Linked DNA regions of Homo sapiens: region 1 is linked to region 2. A link is a loop called in an ENCODE intact Hi-C map of the cell type or tissue named here. Cell type or tissue: Caco-2. All regions are shown on one strand.

Region 1 (8,000 bases), 250 kb before region 2:
GATCATACTATGCAAGCTTGGCCTCAGGGACTGTGCCTTCCCTTTGGCCCAATATAAACAGTATAGGGCCCCAGGAGGAGAAGCGAATATCTCAGCTTTTGTGAGAGACTTAATAGCTCACAAATACTCCAGGAGGCCATTTCCTAAAATAGCAGGTGCCTCTCCTGCCTGCCACTGCCTCCGAGTGGACTCCTGAGAAAGGACAGCTGTGAATCTGCTGCTCAGCTCTTGTTGAAATGGATTACCCAACCTGTGGGGCCATGTGACTCTCTAGCCTGGCATCCCTCTTCTGGGGTGGAACAATTTAGATTCCATGTCCAGTAAAATGGAAGAAGCTTAACAGGCCTCCTAGCCAAATAAAAATGGTCTCTTCCAGAGCTCAACCTGCCTGGCGCTACCTGGTATCAAGGTTTCATGTGAAAAAGTGGCAGATACCTCCTGGGGGAAACCCTATTTCCTAATCCACTGCTGAAGCCAAACCACCCAGTTAGGCCCTCAATCCCCTGAGCCCTCCTAATGTCGAGGCTGGGCTCTCTGACCTTTGGCTGCATCAGAAGCTGATGGTATTCACTGAGTGGTGGCAGCCCATCACAATGGAGGCATACTTAGGAATTTTTTATTTTTAAAATTCTAAATGAATTTCTTATCAAATTTGCATAAACATGCTAAATATAATGAATAAAGGTTTTCTGTTGTATTTATTTATTTACTTTTTTGTTTTTTTTTGAGACCGAGTCACTCTGTTGCCCAGGCTAGAGTGTAGTGGTGCAGTCTTGGCTCACTGCAACGCAACCTCCGCCTCCCAGGTTCAAGCGATTCTCCTGCCTCAGCCTCCCAAGTAGCTGGGATTACAGCTAATCTTTGTGTTTTTAGTAGAGACGGGCTTTCACCATGCTGGTCTTGAACTCCTGACCTCAAGGGATCCATCCCCCTTGGCCTCCTAAAGTGCTGGGATTACAGGTGTGAGCCACTGTGCCCAGCCTCGTTTTCTGTTTATTTAAATATTGTATAAAGAATAATAACAATGAAGCGCTATGTACTCACCAGTTAATCTAAAGAAATAGAACATAATAATATAGTGGATAGTAAATTTCTTCAATATGAAATGTCCTACTTTATCCCATTTAATGTTTTTTGTTTTGCATTCTTCTGTATTTAAACCAGACTCCTGTACATTTTTAAAAAATTAAACAATAATTTTTAATCATTTTCACTTTTTTTAGTATCACTTTCGTTTTGATAGGTCTTAGACAGTTAATTGTGTTTTTTGACCTAATTTGCATATATAGTTATAGTAGATATATTTGGTTTTTATCATTTCCTGTTTTCGTATTTTATATATTTTGTTATGTTTATATTTTGCTAAACTTGATTTTCTGTTTTTTACTATATTAACTATTACATTTTTGTTCTGTTTTCTAGTATCTTAGTAATATTACTTTTGATACTAGTTACTATTACTGTTACTAGTTTTATTATTTTGATACTAGTAAGATTAGTGGTAACCTTAAGTTTTTAGTAGCATTATTTAACTTTAATTTCTCTGCTGTCAGTAAAAAGTGAAATATTATCGTTTTAAATGACCCCTATTTAAAATGGAATTTTTTCTTTAACTCTTTTTTTCTCATCTGAATGTCACTTCTTAATGTATAAGATAATAAAAAATTATTAAATGATTTATCTTTCAAAAATATTTTTTGGCATTGCATTTTAGTTTATAACTATATATATCGTTATTTATATTTCTCTTTATTTAGAAAAAATTTGTCATTGTTCACCAACAATTCCGTGCAGTCACTTCACAGTCCTTTGTGAAGGACCAGGTAGGATGGTGACGTGGGCTCCTGTACTCAGCAGAGCCGTGAGTTTGAGTCCGTCTGCTTCCTAAAGTTCCCCTGCATGCTCAGGGGGGTCTGTACGGCTTTTACACCCCTGAAGGACAGGGAGACCCCCACTTTACCCCATCATCTTTTTTCCTAAGCATCTGAGGTCAGAATTGGGGGAGGACAGTTGAATGAGCATGGCAAAAGCGACTGGCCCACACCGTTAAGCAAGGCGCGTTTCATTTTGAGTGGCTAGTGGCTACTCATGGCTCAACCAAATTTGTAATGACATCAGTTTAGGCATTGGTCTACAGCCTCATTCCTGACGCTGTTTATTCAGCTTTGGGACTCCTTGAAATAGCAGCTGTACCCACAGGACCTTTTACCTGGTGTTGCATGGCTCACAGTTCACACCATCATGATGACATTCCTTCATGCTTCCGCTCAGAGGAGAGGGAGTGACAACCTAGCCAGCAGTGGGCTCAGCCTCACTGCTTACCTCAGCCTGCAGACTGTCACCAGCAGCTAGGACTGCTTGGGGTCCCTGCTCCTCCTGCTTGCCCACCACTTGGGTGAGCACACTCACTGCTATTAATAGATCCCAGGAGTCTTCTCATATCCCTTAAGCCAATCTGCATGGGCCCCTCCTCTTTCTTTTCCAGAAAGCCATCTATTAGTCCCCTATCCTTGTTGCCAAAAACCGTCAAGAACTGTGAAAAGTCTGAGATTTTATTCTGCTTGCAAACTAACAAGTTAGTCTCCGAGTTTCATGGATGCTAGTTGTAAACCTGAGATGTCTGGGTCAGAGACAAAGGACTTGGTTATGCACAGCACATAACCGAGTGCACAAGCTTCCTTTTGGTGCCAGTTGCCCTTGAACCCAAGCCCCACAGTGGGCCTGTATCACAGCTGGGGAACCCACCATATTTATATCGGGCTGCAAGCAACCCTGTCTAACCTTTGCTTGGAGGTGAACATTGTGCTACCAGACAGTAAACAAACCTCTCCTTTGCTTCAGAGATACACTATCTCTAAATCCCAAGGCCATCTGCTGTACGACCTTAAGAAGACAGTTCCAAATAAGGTCTGTCCCTGCCTCTGCTTGTGAGATGTACAGAAATGTGAGAGCGCCGTGGAGATTGTCTCCCAGCACCCAGGCACATACCTGAAGAAAACAAGTTTAATTACTAAGAAATAGTTCTTACCAGAATATCAAAGGAAGTCTAAATTTTATGGTGATTGATTTCCCAACACTGATTATCATCCTAAAAATTATTGTTACAGTGTTATAATTATTTAACATTACAATGACAACTTCTTTTGGACAGTGGGTTTTAAATGGTTCCAAGGAGCTGACACTGTGTAGTTCATATATTGTAACACTTCAGACACTATTAACACTGTTTAGCTCATGTATATTACAGGTATAATGCATGTGTTATTTGTTTTGGGAGCCCTACTCTTTAGTTCATATATTTCTTAGGGGCTGGTTGGAGGCAGGGAAAGACAGGATTGAGAGAGTGTAACACAAACGCTAGAACAAATCTGCATAAACGTGCAAGATATAATTTTATCTCCTTTTGTCTGTTTATTGATAGACTTTCCATAAAATATTTAGTGTGTAATAAAAAGGATTTTAGAAAGAGAGAAAAGGAGGGGAGGAGGAAGAAAGGAAGAGAGAAGTCATTGTTAAAGGTGGTAGATTATGTTTTGGTATCTGTATTAGTCTGTTTTCTGTCTCACACTGCTATGAAGAAATACCTGAGACTGGGTAATTTATAAAGTAAAGAGGTTTAATTCACTCTCAGTTCCACATGGCTTGGGGTGCCTCAGGAAACTTACAATCATGGCAGAAGGCACCTCTTCACAGGGTGGCAGGAGAGAGAATGAGTGCCAGCGGGGGACATGCCAGACGCTTATAAAACCATCAGATCTCATGAGAACTCACTCAATATCATGAGAACAGCATGGGGGAAACCACCCCTATGATTCAGTTACCTCCCACTGGGTCCTTCCCACGACACATGGGGATTATGGGAATTACAATTCGAGATGAGATTTGGGTGGGGACACAGGCAAACCATATCAGCATCTTAAATAGTTTGAAAGTTGTGAAGTGGAAGTTCAAAGGACTCTTCAGTAAAGTAGTAGTGTGTTTTGTGACTATTCACATTTCATCTCCTGTGATTAATAGCTACTTACTATGAGATCTCATGTGTTAAAATACAAGCCTAATTCATTCTGGTTCACTGGCCTCCCATGCTATGAACACTTAAGGTGAGCTGACTCTCAGATTTGAGGAAGTGTTTTAAACTTGCCAAATGCAGCCTTGTGGTAAGTCTGCGATATTGTTGAAGGACTAGTAAGAAAAAGTCACTTCACCTCAGAGGTTATCATTTAGGGCTAGGTATACCTCTCCATGCTTTTAGGACGTTTTCTTTCCTTTCTATTGAATTTGAAGAACTGGGGTGCCGTGATTTTAATGCATCCTATTCCTGCAATTCAGAAACTAGAAAGTAATACTTAGGACAAAATTGAAATAAGTGTATGTTTTGGAATTTTATAACTCATATTTTTATGTTAAATGTGGAATGAGATAACATAATTTATTGAGAAATATGGATGTATTTATAATTTTGTTGGTTGTGTTAGATAATTGTAGGTTAGTGCATTGCAGTACAAAATATCAATATGATGCTTTAACTTATAGGTGCAGATTCAATCATTGGGTGATTTTTTGGGGAGTAAAAGCGGTTTCTTTTTTTGTCTTATCCTGCAGTTTTTAAGTTTTAAAAGTCTGGCCTTTAGTTTGGTCCTGAAGTCAGAATTTGTTTTACATTTAAAACAAAGTTGTGCATAATGATTATATTATTATATTCTTGTCTCATGGATTAATGAAAATTCTATATAATGTGAAGAAAAGCATCATATAGAACTGATAAAAGCAGTATCTCTATAGTTTATAATGCTGGATTACAATGGACAGTTCTTCAGCGGCACAGTAGAGGGCTCCGGAGGCTGTGAGGAGCACCAGAGTCCATGCTAGAGAGAGCCGGCGCTCTCCAGCAGCTCGGAGCATTGTGGCGCACCAAGTTCAGTGCTCACTGAACTGTTTGGCTCTGTGCCATAATTAGCCTTCTATTCCCTTGATTAGAATCACGGATAGAAATTCATTAATCTGCTTTGTTAGTGGAAAGTGTTAGGAAAGTAATTGTTAAAAATGGCTCTGCAGATGTTTTTTATGAAGAATTTTTTTTGTGTTTTATCCAAGCTTAATAATATTTTCCATAATTTGAAAAGTCAGTCTAAACATTGTAAACCATAAGTACCTAGTGTTTTTTTCCTTTTAATAAATATAAATTTCCTCTCCTTCCAAGGGATTATTTTATGCTTTCATATAGGCAGAAACCTTATTGTTCATGAAATGAAGTAAAATACTAAAATTATATTTCTACTCTATTTTTCAGGGAATCCGAGCCCGCATTTTAGAGACTTTGGTCATGCTTCTTCTTCTTGCGTTACTCATTCTTGGGATAGTGTGGGTAGCTTCAGCACTCATTGACAACGATGCCGCAAGCATGGAATCTTTATATGGTATGGATTTCCTTGTTTTAACCAGTTTCCTTACTGGAAACTGTAGTTTGGGATATAATTACACACTCAATTTTAAAAACATTTAAATCTTTGTGTAGTTAACAAAGATGTTTGATGTTAATTTACAGAATTAAGAAATCTTTAGATATTTTTATCTAAAAATGAAGTTTTATTTATTTTATATGTGAAGAACAAGTAAGCAGCTTTTCAGATTTTTTTTTTTTGTTTTTGTTAATTGGTTTCTGTTCTTCAAATTCCGTGGAGACATTTTTTCTCCCTCCAGACAGGTTTTGCTAAAGGGTTACTTCTTGGTTTTCTATTTTAGATCTTTTTATTGTACAATTTAGAAATTATATGGCTTAATAAACTAAAATAGGCAATTACAATGTTTACATGAGGTACAGTCAGCCTCTATCTTATCGTAAGATAGACTGACTATCTTAATGTGCAGTATTTTGGATTTATTAAAATATATTTACTTTTTTTTAATAGATCTCTGGGAGTTCTATCTACCCTATTTATATTCCTGTATATCATTGATGGGATGTTTGTTACTTCTCTGTAAGTATTTTTCAGACTTGATATTAAGAGAAAAGTAGAGTTGTCCTTATTCTGGAAAATTCAGGGAAGTTTTCTGATGAGATTTCTTAACTATTTGGATTTTTTTTGAGTTCGCCTTAACTATTTTTATTCAAAATAAATTTTGATAAATGGAAACTTTGAAATAATAAGATGCTTTTATTGTTCTCTAAGGAAAGCTTCTTCTACTGGGTTGTAGAGTGAGACAGACGGACAGACACACACACACACACACACACACACTCACACTCACACACTTTCACACACTCATATACAGTCATACTTACATACACTGACACACAAACCATGTGCACACTCATACACACATGCTATAGCCTCACCCCCATACCTGTCATAATGCTAGATTCTACTTTTAAATGGAAATGGTAGAATTATGTATGATAAGTTTGTGGTTTTTTAAAAGTTTGTTTTGTTTTACTTGAAGCATCACAGCCTATCTCAGGGATAAGTAGATAAATGTAGTTTAAAGGACTTAAGACTATGGTTGTCACCTTTAGATATTCTTGTTTGTTTCTCAGTCCTATTAATACTTGAAATTTAACCTGTTCTTTGCTAATTTTTCTTTATTTTAAGCAAAAGTATTTATTATTATTCAACTGCTAGAATCTTGAATATTATTCTAAGCCTTTTTTTGTTGTCACATATCTTTCATAACTAATTACACCTATCCTGCTCACATGGCCCCTCTAGCTTCTTTATTGATGATGGTGAAGAGTTCTCTGACAAAACACTGACAATCTCAGTTGGAGAGAAGAATGTTCTTAAAATGATAATCCTTGAATTTCCCTTATTTTTACAGTCTAGTTGTTTATCTCTTTCTCCAAGCTCTATAATGTCGCTTTCTGTCTTTTGGTGATCTTATTTCTGCAGTGTGTACACCAGTTGGCCTTTCTCGTATGTTCACAGTGATGGGTCAGTTGCTAGTGAAGCCAACAGTAAGTATTTAATTATAAATCATTTTGTTTATTAAATAAATGTGTTTACATTTGATTGTCTTTGATATTGTGAGCTAGCATTTAGAAATAGAAGAAGAATATGTTTTGTATGTTTATCACTCAAATTGTTGTTTTATTAAGTTTTTTTTTTTTTTTTGAGACAGAGTCTTGCTCTGTCGCCCAGGCTGGAGTGCAGTGGTGCGATCTCGGCTCACTGCAGGCTCCGCCCCCTGGGTTCACACCTTTCTCCTGCCTCAGCCTCCCGAGTAGCTGGGACTACAGGCCCCTGCCACCTTGCCCGGCTAATTTTTTTGTATTTTTAGTAGAGACGGGGTTTCACTGTGTTAGGCAGGGTGGTCTCAATCTCCTGACCTCGTTATCTGCCCACCTCGGCCTCCCAAAGTGCTGGGATTACAGGCGTGAGCCACCGCACTTGGCCTATTAAGTTTTTTGTTTAATAGAACTTTGGTTAAATTTCCAGTCTTTGGAAACCAAATTTGGTTTTGCTTTTAAAATACTAACTATAGGTGCATAGGTAAAAATTCCTCTAGCAAATTTTAGGACAAAATTTACAAATATTTACAGGTATTTTAGGTGTCCATTGCCTAATATCAAAAAGTACCTCTATTATGTTTCAAAATTTACATGTATGCTTTAATTTACAAAATGGTTATATTTCTGAAAATTTGTCTGCATATTGTGTCTCGATTAATTGAAGCATACTTTACCTTTCATCTTAGAAACACTATATATTAGTTTTTAAATGATTTTCAGTTGATTGTAATTCTAATGATTTGTCGCTTTCTTTGGTCTCTATTTTGTCAGATATTTAATTATATAAAAACGATTTCTTAGCTGCCCCTAGGAAATCTGTCACTTATTTTCATGGATCCTCACTGCCTATGAACTCAAGAGTAAACTACTTACATGTTACAAAGCCTTTCACAGCCTGGTCCACACTCAGTTTTCCTCTAGCTGTCCCTGTGTTTACTGTCACTCTAGCTCATGAGCGAACTTGCTGTGCTCTGAATAGGCTCTATGCATTCTG
Region 2 (8,000 bases):
ATCTTTGCAGGCCACACCGGAGGCACCCTTATCCTCCTGTCTCATCCCTTTATGTTTTCTATAGATCCAGAGAGAATTGTCACACACACACATTTTGTTTTGGAAAATCAGCCCCTCCTGCCACTCCCCTTCCCCTTCTTCAGCACCGGGGCTTGAAGGTTAGGAGGGGCCTATGGGCCTAGACTAAAGTGTAACCATACTCTAAGTCTTCCTTGCCTTATCTGTAAATTGGGAATGTTATTCCATGATTGTCCCTTGAAGTGGTGTATGGAATGGGCTTACATAGTTCACTGACATGAACTAAGTGATCAATAGTGCTTAATTGTGATGTGTTTGTTGTTTTGTTCTTTTCTCATCATACTCTTTGCTGCGTAAGTCCTTCCTACAATGTTCTCCTAGTCCTTACCACATTGTCCTTTTAGGACCTTACTGTTGCATCCTCCTAGGTCCTTGCTATGACGTCCTCCTAGGTCCTTTCTATGACATCCTCCTAGGTCCTTGCTATGACGTCCTCCTAGGTCCTTGCTATGACGTCCTCCCAGGTCTTTGCTATGACATCCTCTTAGGTCCTTTCTATGACATCCTCCTTGGTCCTTTCTTTGACATCCTCCTAGGTCCTTGCTATGACGTCCTCCTAGGTCCTTGCTATGACGTCCTCCCAGGTCTTTGCTATGACATCCTCTTAGGTCCTTTCTATGACATCCTCCTTGGTCCTTTGACATCCTCCTAGGTCCTTGCTATGACGTCCTCCCAGGTCTTTGCTATGACATCCTCCTAGGTCCTTTCTATGATGTCCTCCTAGGTCCTTTCTTTGACATCCTCCTAGGTCCTTGCTGTGACATCCTCAAGGTCCTTGCTATGATGTCCTCCTAGGTCCTTGCTATGACATCCTCCTAGGTCCTTTCTATGATATCCTCCTAGGTCCTTTCTATGACATCCTCCTAGGTCCTTGCTATGACATCCTCCTAGGTCCTTGCTATGACATCCTCAAGGTCCTTGCTATGATGTCCTCCTAGGTCCTTGATATGACGTCCTCCTAGGTCCTTGCTATGACGTCCTCCTAGGTCCTTGCTATGACATCCTCCTAGGTCCTTGCTATGATGTCCTCCTGGGCTTACTGTGATGTCCTTGTAGGCCCTTACTATGTTTTCTTCCAAGGTCTCAAGTGTGATGTCCCCCAGGGCCTCACTGTGATATTTTTCTGGTCCTTACTGTGCTGTTCTCCTGGTTCTTCCTGTGACATCCTCCTTGGTTTTGTTCTCTGAAGCATTTCTGAGTTTCTTCCTCATTAAGCATCATCTCTCTGGAGCACTCCATGTCTTTCTTACTGGCTCTTTAATTTCTCTGACCACTTAAGTGCAGCATTTCCCAAACCATGCTTCACAGAGGGGAGTGATCTGTGAGAGGCTAACAGGTGTTTTGGGAAAGTAACTATGCAAGTGAGATGATTAAAAAATATTTGTAAGAAAAATATTAGACATATTTATGTTCTTCTGCTTATTACTTAGCAATCTGTTTTTCAGTAACGGGCCAAAAGCAAACAGGAAAACAAGCAGAGAAAGAGAAACAAAGGGAACCTCATACATAAAAAGCCAGGAACCTGACGAGCAATTAGCTTTGCATTTACCAACCATCTGTCTTCTCAAAGAACATTTATGTTGGGGAGATTTGACACCTCCCTTGATCTCCACTGGCCACCGTCATCCCTGCACAAGGACGGTGAATGCCTGCCATGTAGGCAAAACAGAGGGTCTACCATGCACATCCGAAAAACAGCGGGCCTACCACGCCCATCCGAATCCTAACTCATTGCCTTCGTCTCCTCTTGCAAATGGATGGCTGCCGCTCAGCCCCTCTATGTAGAAACTCTGTAGCCCAGATTTAATCTGTTCTGGTTTTCTCTTGTTGTGTCATAACCCCAACACCAGTGGCATCAAACGACAAACCTATCATGCTCACGGTGCTGTGAGCCAGGCATCCAGGCGTCCAGGCGTCCAGGTGTCCAGGCAGGTGCAGCAGGGCTGGTTGGTGTCTGCCCTGTGGTTGCTGGGGCGGCTCAAGTAGCCGGATGGGTCAGGGGTGGCTTCACTGGGGTCACTTGTGGAGCCTCGCTCATGCCTGTTGGCTCTTGGTTCCTCTTGAGTTGCAGCTTCGGGTGCTGGAACGTCTTAGAAGCTTTGTCAGTTGCTTCTCTGTCCTCTAGGGTGGGGTGGCTGGAAGAGTTGGGGCTGGCCAGGGACTTCGCTCCCTCCAGACAGCCTGTCCACTTGGCTGGCAGGGGCTTCTCCTCACATGGTGGTTTCTGGGTGGCCAAGGGCCTCACATGGTGTCTGGCCTCCCTTAGAGCAAGGATTCTGTGAGAAGGAGGTGGACGCTGCCGTCATGCTAATGCCTGGGCCCAGACCTGGGCCATCACTTCTGTCTCCTCATGTCGGCCCAGCAGTCACAGGCCCTGCCCATACTCCAGAGGTGGGGATGGAGCACGTGCGGGTAGATGAGGTGTGGGTCAGAGAGGTTGTGGCCATTTCAAATATGCACAGAGGCTTTTATCTTTCTCATCATCTTAGTGTATATTTTTGATATTGTTCGGTGTCATTGTGTATTGAAAGTTAATTAAATTTTGTTAATTTACTCAACTACAACAAGTATTTCATCTGAAGTTCATTTTTCCTGGTCATTTTAATCCAAGAGCTCATTATGGCTCTGAAGTCCCTCTGGGGTGTCCACCAGGCCATTACATTCATAAAATATTCTGTTATTGATGTCTGAGATGGATGGTGTGGAGAGCCACCATTTGCCTGTGTGTTCCTCTGCTGACAGACATGTGGCCATTGTGAATAGCACCGCCATGAACGTGGTGACTGCGGCCATCACAAGGACATGGCCTCCTGCCTGCCCCACAGGCAGAATCCGTCAGAGGTGTGCTTGTTGGTGAGCCTCCCTCACACAGCCTCACTCGTACAGTCTCCCACACAGCCTCCCTCATGGGCCTGCAATACACAGCTTCCCTTACACGCCCCCCTCACATGCCTCCCTCACACAGCCTCCCTCACACAGCCTTCCTCACGGGCCTTCCTCACAAAGTCTCCCACATGGCCTCCCTCATGGGCCTCTGGTACACAGCCTCTCTCACATGCCTCCCTCACACAGCCTCCTTCACACAGCCTCCCTCACACAGCCTCCCTCACACAGCCTCCTTCACACAGCCTCCCTCACACAGCCTCCCTCGCATAGCCTCCTTCACACAGCCTCCCTCACGGGCTTCCCTCACAAAGTCTCCCACATGGCCTCCCTCATGGGCCTCTGGTACACAGCCTCTCTCACATGCCTCCTTCACATAGCCTCCTTCACACAGCCTCCCACACAGCCTCCCTCACACAGCCTCCCTCACACAGCCTCCTTCACACAGCCTCCCTCACACAGCCTCCCTCACACAGCCTCCTTCACACAGCCTCCCTCACGGGCTTCCCTCACAAAGTCTCCCACATGGCCTCCCTCATGGGCCTCTGGTACACAGCCTCTCTCACATGCCTCCTTCACATAGCCTACCTCACACAGCCTCCTTCACAGCCTCCCTCACACAGCCTCCCTCACACAGCCTCCCTCATAGCCTACCTCACACAGCCTCCCTCACGGGCTTCCCTCACATGCGTCCCTCACACAGCCTCCTTCACAGCCTCCCACACAGCCTCCCTCACACAGCCTCCCTGACAGCCCCCCTGAAACAGCCTGCCTCACACAGCCTCCCTCACACAACCTACATGACAGCCTCCTTCACATAGTCTCCCTCACACAGCCTCCCTCACAGCCTCCCCAGCACAGCCTCCCTGATGCAGCTTCCCTCACACAGCCTACCAGAAAGCCTCCCACACAGCCTCCCTCACATGCCTCCCTCACACAGCCTCCCTCACACAACCTTCATGACAGCCTCCTTCACATAGTCTCCCTCACACAGCTTCCCTCACAGCCTCCCCGACACAGCCTCCCCAACATAGCCTCCCTGATGCAGCTTCCCTCACACAGCCTACCACAAAGCCTCCCAAACAGCCTCCCACACAGCCTCCCTCATATGCCTCCCAGACAGCCTCCCTCACACAGCCTCCATGACAGCCTCCTTCACCCAGCCTCCCTCACACAGTCTCCCTCATGAACCTCCCATACATAGCCTCTCTCACATGCCTCCCGTACACAGCCTGCTACACAGCCTCCCTCAGCAGGGATGGTGAAGAGGGATTGAACCTCCAGCCTGGAAACAAGGGAGGCAGCTAGAGGAGGAGCAGGAGGCAGAAGGCTGGACAGGAGGAAAACGATGACTGCTCCCTGCATATATATGTGCTCAGAATTTCCTGGAAACACGCCGTCCTAGAAACAGATCAGGCTGTCAGACTGCGACACCTCCCCTTTTCGAAAGGCGACAGTCTTGATTTATGGAACGGACACAAATGACTCCCCTTCGCTTCAGCGACCATCTTCCTTTCGTGTTCGACTCAGGCTTTGTTAGGATGGAGGGGGCCAGGAAGGGTTTTGGTTGGAGAGCCCTGGGGCGGGCTGTGGAGTTGTAAGGCAAGTGAATGAGTAGAAACGGTTTAAAAAAGGACTGTGGACTTTAGACGCTCAGTGTCGTGAGTGACTGAAATGATAGTCAACCTAAGGTCATGTCCAACAGAAATGTCAACAAAATGGAATGCAAAAAAAAAAAAAAAAAAGCCGAACAAGCAAACGAAAATAAGGGTTGAGAGTCTGGTCGCTCTGACCTTGAATGAGTTAGTGTCATGTGCTGCCACCCAGTGTGAAGGCAAACGGCTTTTGTGAAAACAGCGTTCTTGGTGGGGTTCGGCTTCTCCGGCCTCTCCAGGTCTGGGCAGCAGAATCTTCATAGAAAAAGCCCCATGGGCCGCTCCAGTGTGGGTGCTGCCTGCAGCTGTGCCTGGCATTGTCTGCGTGGAACCTCCTGCTGGTGCCAAAGGTCCCGATGAGGCTGGGTGAGCCTATACAGTGCAGTGAGAATGGCAAGCACTAATGTGAGCATGAACAGTAGTAATGGCAGCATTAGCATGTGGCGTTTATGGAGTGCCAACTTTGTGTCGGGCACTGGTCTAAGATGGTTGCATGTCTTACAGCCGCCCAGTGGGGTTAAGCACGGTCATTGTCCCCATTTCTTAGAGGGAAACTGAGTCAAGACCGAGTTCCTTCCTGAGGTTATACAGATGGGAAGTACAGGAGCCAGGATGTGAGCCAGACGATGGCCTCCAGAACTTGTGTCCCCAGCTGCGAGAGGCCCACACAGCAGCCTGTGGGAATACCGACTGTGGGATGGAGTGTGAATTCCCAGCTCTCCTTCCCTAGGGGTCTGGGGGAAGTGTCTCTCGGATGCAAGAGAACACTCTTACTTTGATCCTGTCTGACTCTTCGCGCATTATGGAGTTTCTGTTGCCTTCCCTCATCTGACGTAGCTCTGGACCCCGCTGGTTTGTTCTGGGAAGGGCTCCTCTCCCTCAGGGACTCAGGAAACCCCAAACTGCCACTGACTTCCCAGGCCTGTGATTCACACTGTTCTTGGTGGCTTTTGTGGGGGAAGAATAAGCTTTAATAATTATAAGGCCCCTTAGAGAGCATCGGTAGCCTGAAGGAATCAAACTGTCAAACTCACTTTTCAATTTTCCAAACCTTACTGTCCCACCCAAGAATTTGGGCAAGTTAATTTTTTCCTTTAAATTATTAGTAAAAATAATGCCCTGTGAATGATTTCTTGGGAAAGCCAATGTAATAGAAACAAAAAAGTGTTAATTTTGGGAAAACATCTGGGGTTCAAACTGAAATGAAATTGACATAAGAGAGGCACAGTGGAGAGATTTGGCATGGCTAGGAAAATAGCTTCTGTATTCTCTTTTTCATCTGTGTCCTGCTTGTTTGAGGCGAGCATAACAACCGTTTCACTCGATGCAATATGTCTATTTCATCTTGAAGACTGGCACTGGGAGTTAGCAGGGCCACACATGAAAGCCCTGCTCTGCACTTCGAGGCCCTTCTAATCTTGTTAGAAGTCGAAAGTCCTCAGCTCTGAGCTATTAGAATATGTGGGACTAGGAGAGACATGAAATACTCTGCACTTTGGGAGGATGGAAAAGCACACTGAAGGAAGGAGGTAACGCAGCTGGCATCCCCAAAAGCTTGTTCACAAATACTTATTAAGTGTCTTCTGTCTGCAAAGTCATGTGATAGTGTTATGTGGATTACGACAATAATTACTTGAGCAACCCCTCTGCAAGGGAAATCCAACACATCAACACAAATAACCATGGCACGCGGTGCGCAGTGAGGAGCAACACAGTAAGTACAGGTTGTTCTTGATGTTCGAAGGAGGGAAACGCTGCTCCAAGCTCTGGAAGGTCCGAGAGCAGAGGCGGATGGGAGGGTGAGGAGCATCGGAAGGCGGGACATGGAACAGAGGACAAAGAATGGGAATGGTCTTGACAAAGTCCTGGGGTTTGAATGGGTAGAGACGGTGGAATGGGATTTGAAGTCACTGGATCAGATACGTAAACCATTTAGGGTTGAAAAGCATAAGATGTCTGTGGTTACCAAATGAATGGGTCTGTGGAAGACAAAAATGGGTAAGCAGGTGAGTGAGACAGGACCATACAGGGCCAGGATGCAGAGGCCCCGGGTTCCCAGCACAAGTGTCCTTTACTAAGTAAGCAATGTGGGGGTTTTCCCACACACACGTGAACGCACACACACACACACCCATAGCTTTATTGATGTATAATTTACCTAAAATGCACCTCACTCCATTAGAGTGTACTATTCACTGGGTTCTGATGGATGTGAAGTCCTGTAACTACCACCACAATAACGTTTCAGAATACTTCCATCACCCCCCAAATTCCCTCCTGTCCCTTTGCAGGTAATTCCAGCTCCTACCCCAGCCTCTGGCAATCACTAACCTGCTTTCTCCCTCGATAGCTTCACCTTTCCTGGAATTTCATGTAAAGAGAATCATACAGTATGGAGTCTCCCATGACTGGCTTCCCTCTGGGGCATGACATGGTAGAGTCACCCATGCTGCTGCATATGTTAAGAGTTGAGTTGTTTTTATCGCTGAGTAATATTTCATTGCATGGTTATACTACATTTTGTTTACTCACCAGTTGATGGATATTTGGGTTCTTTCCAGTTTTTGGCTATTATGAATGATGCTATTACGAACATTCACATAAAACTTTTAATGTGGACGTATTTCTTCATTTTTCTTGGGTAGATGCCTAGAAGTGGGATTGATGGGTTTGTTGGTAAGTGTATGTTTAACTTAATAAGAAATTGCCAAAACTGTTTCCATTTTCTACATCCAGCGATAATGTATGTATATTATTTCATCAACTTAGCTAAAGGTTTATAAATGTTATTGATCTTTCTAAGAACCATTTCTTGGCTTCATTGATTTTTAACTATTGCTTGCCTTTTGTCCATTTCATTGATTTCTACACTATCTTGATGATCTCTTTCCTTCTTACTTTGGGTTTAATTTGACCTTTTCCTAGCTTCTTAAAATGGCATTTCATATCATTGACTATAGACTTTAAGCTGTCAGCAGTAAGCATGCTACTTTAGCTACGTCTCACAAATTTTGGTATGTTGTGTTTTCATTTTCATTTTGTTCCAGATATGTTTTCCTTATGATGTCTCCTTTGACCTATTGATTATGTATAAGCATTGTGTGTGCAGTTTCCACATATTTGGGGATTTGCCAGAATATTTTTTCTGTTTTAATTTAAAATTTTATTCTGCTGTGGTCAGAGAACATACTCTTCATGATTTCAGTCTCTTTAAATGTATAGAGAATTGCTTTATCCCAGGATGTGGTCTATCCTGTTGAATGTTCCCTGTGTGTTTGAAAAGAATGTATATTTTACTGTTGTTGAGTGGAATGCTTTCCAGATGTCAGTTGTTTGACAGTGTTGCTCAAGTCTTCTATGATCTTGCTGGTGTTCTATCTACTT

The links. Peaks named below come from ENCODE experiments on the same cell type or tissue, not always from the same donor. Only the 100,000 strongest peaks of a DNase experiment are listed, where the experiment ranks them.
Region 1: it touches region 2 in a loop (7-fold over the local background); 5 of 110 quality-filtered maps call a loop at or near these places.

What each region holds. Positions count from the first base shown.
Region 1 is chr7:156,761,086-156,769,085 of GRCh38, reverse strand. It overlaps LMBR1 (limb development membrane protein 1), which reads left to right. Exons shown (of 17, transcript NM_022458.4): 6 at 5,291-5,417; 7 at 5,910-5,978; 8 at 6,888-6,952. Among named protein-coding and RNA genes, the nearest start is that of RNF32-AS1, 110 kb to the right of the region's middle. RefSeq lists a silencer at 3,673-3,875 and an enhancer at 929-3,908. In Caco-2, a CTCF peak has its summit at 4,815 (motif pointing right); DNase peaks (open chromatin) are centred at 2,245, 2,885 and 4,855.
Region 2 is chr7:156,513,099-156,521,098 of GRCh38, reverse strand. The region is part of intron 2 of RNF32-DT (RNF32 divergent transcript); the gene reads left to right. Among named protein-coding and RNA genes, the nearest start is that of LINC00244, 23 kb to the left of the region's middle. In Caco-2, no CTCF peak of the experiment used is centred here; a DNase peak (open chromatin) is centred at 4,468; H3K4me3 peaks cover 777 bases.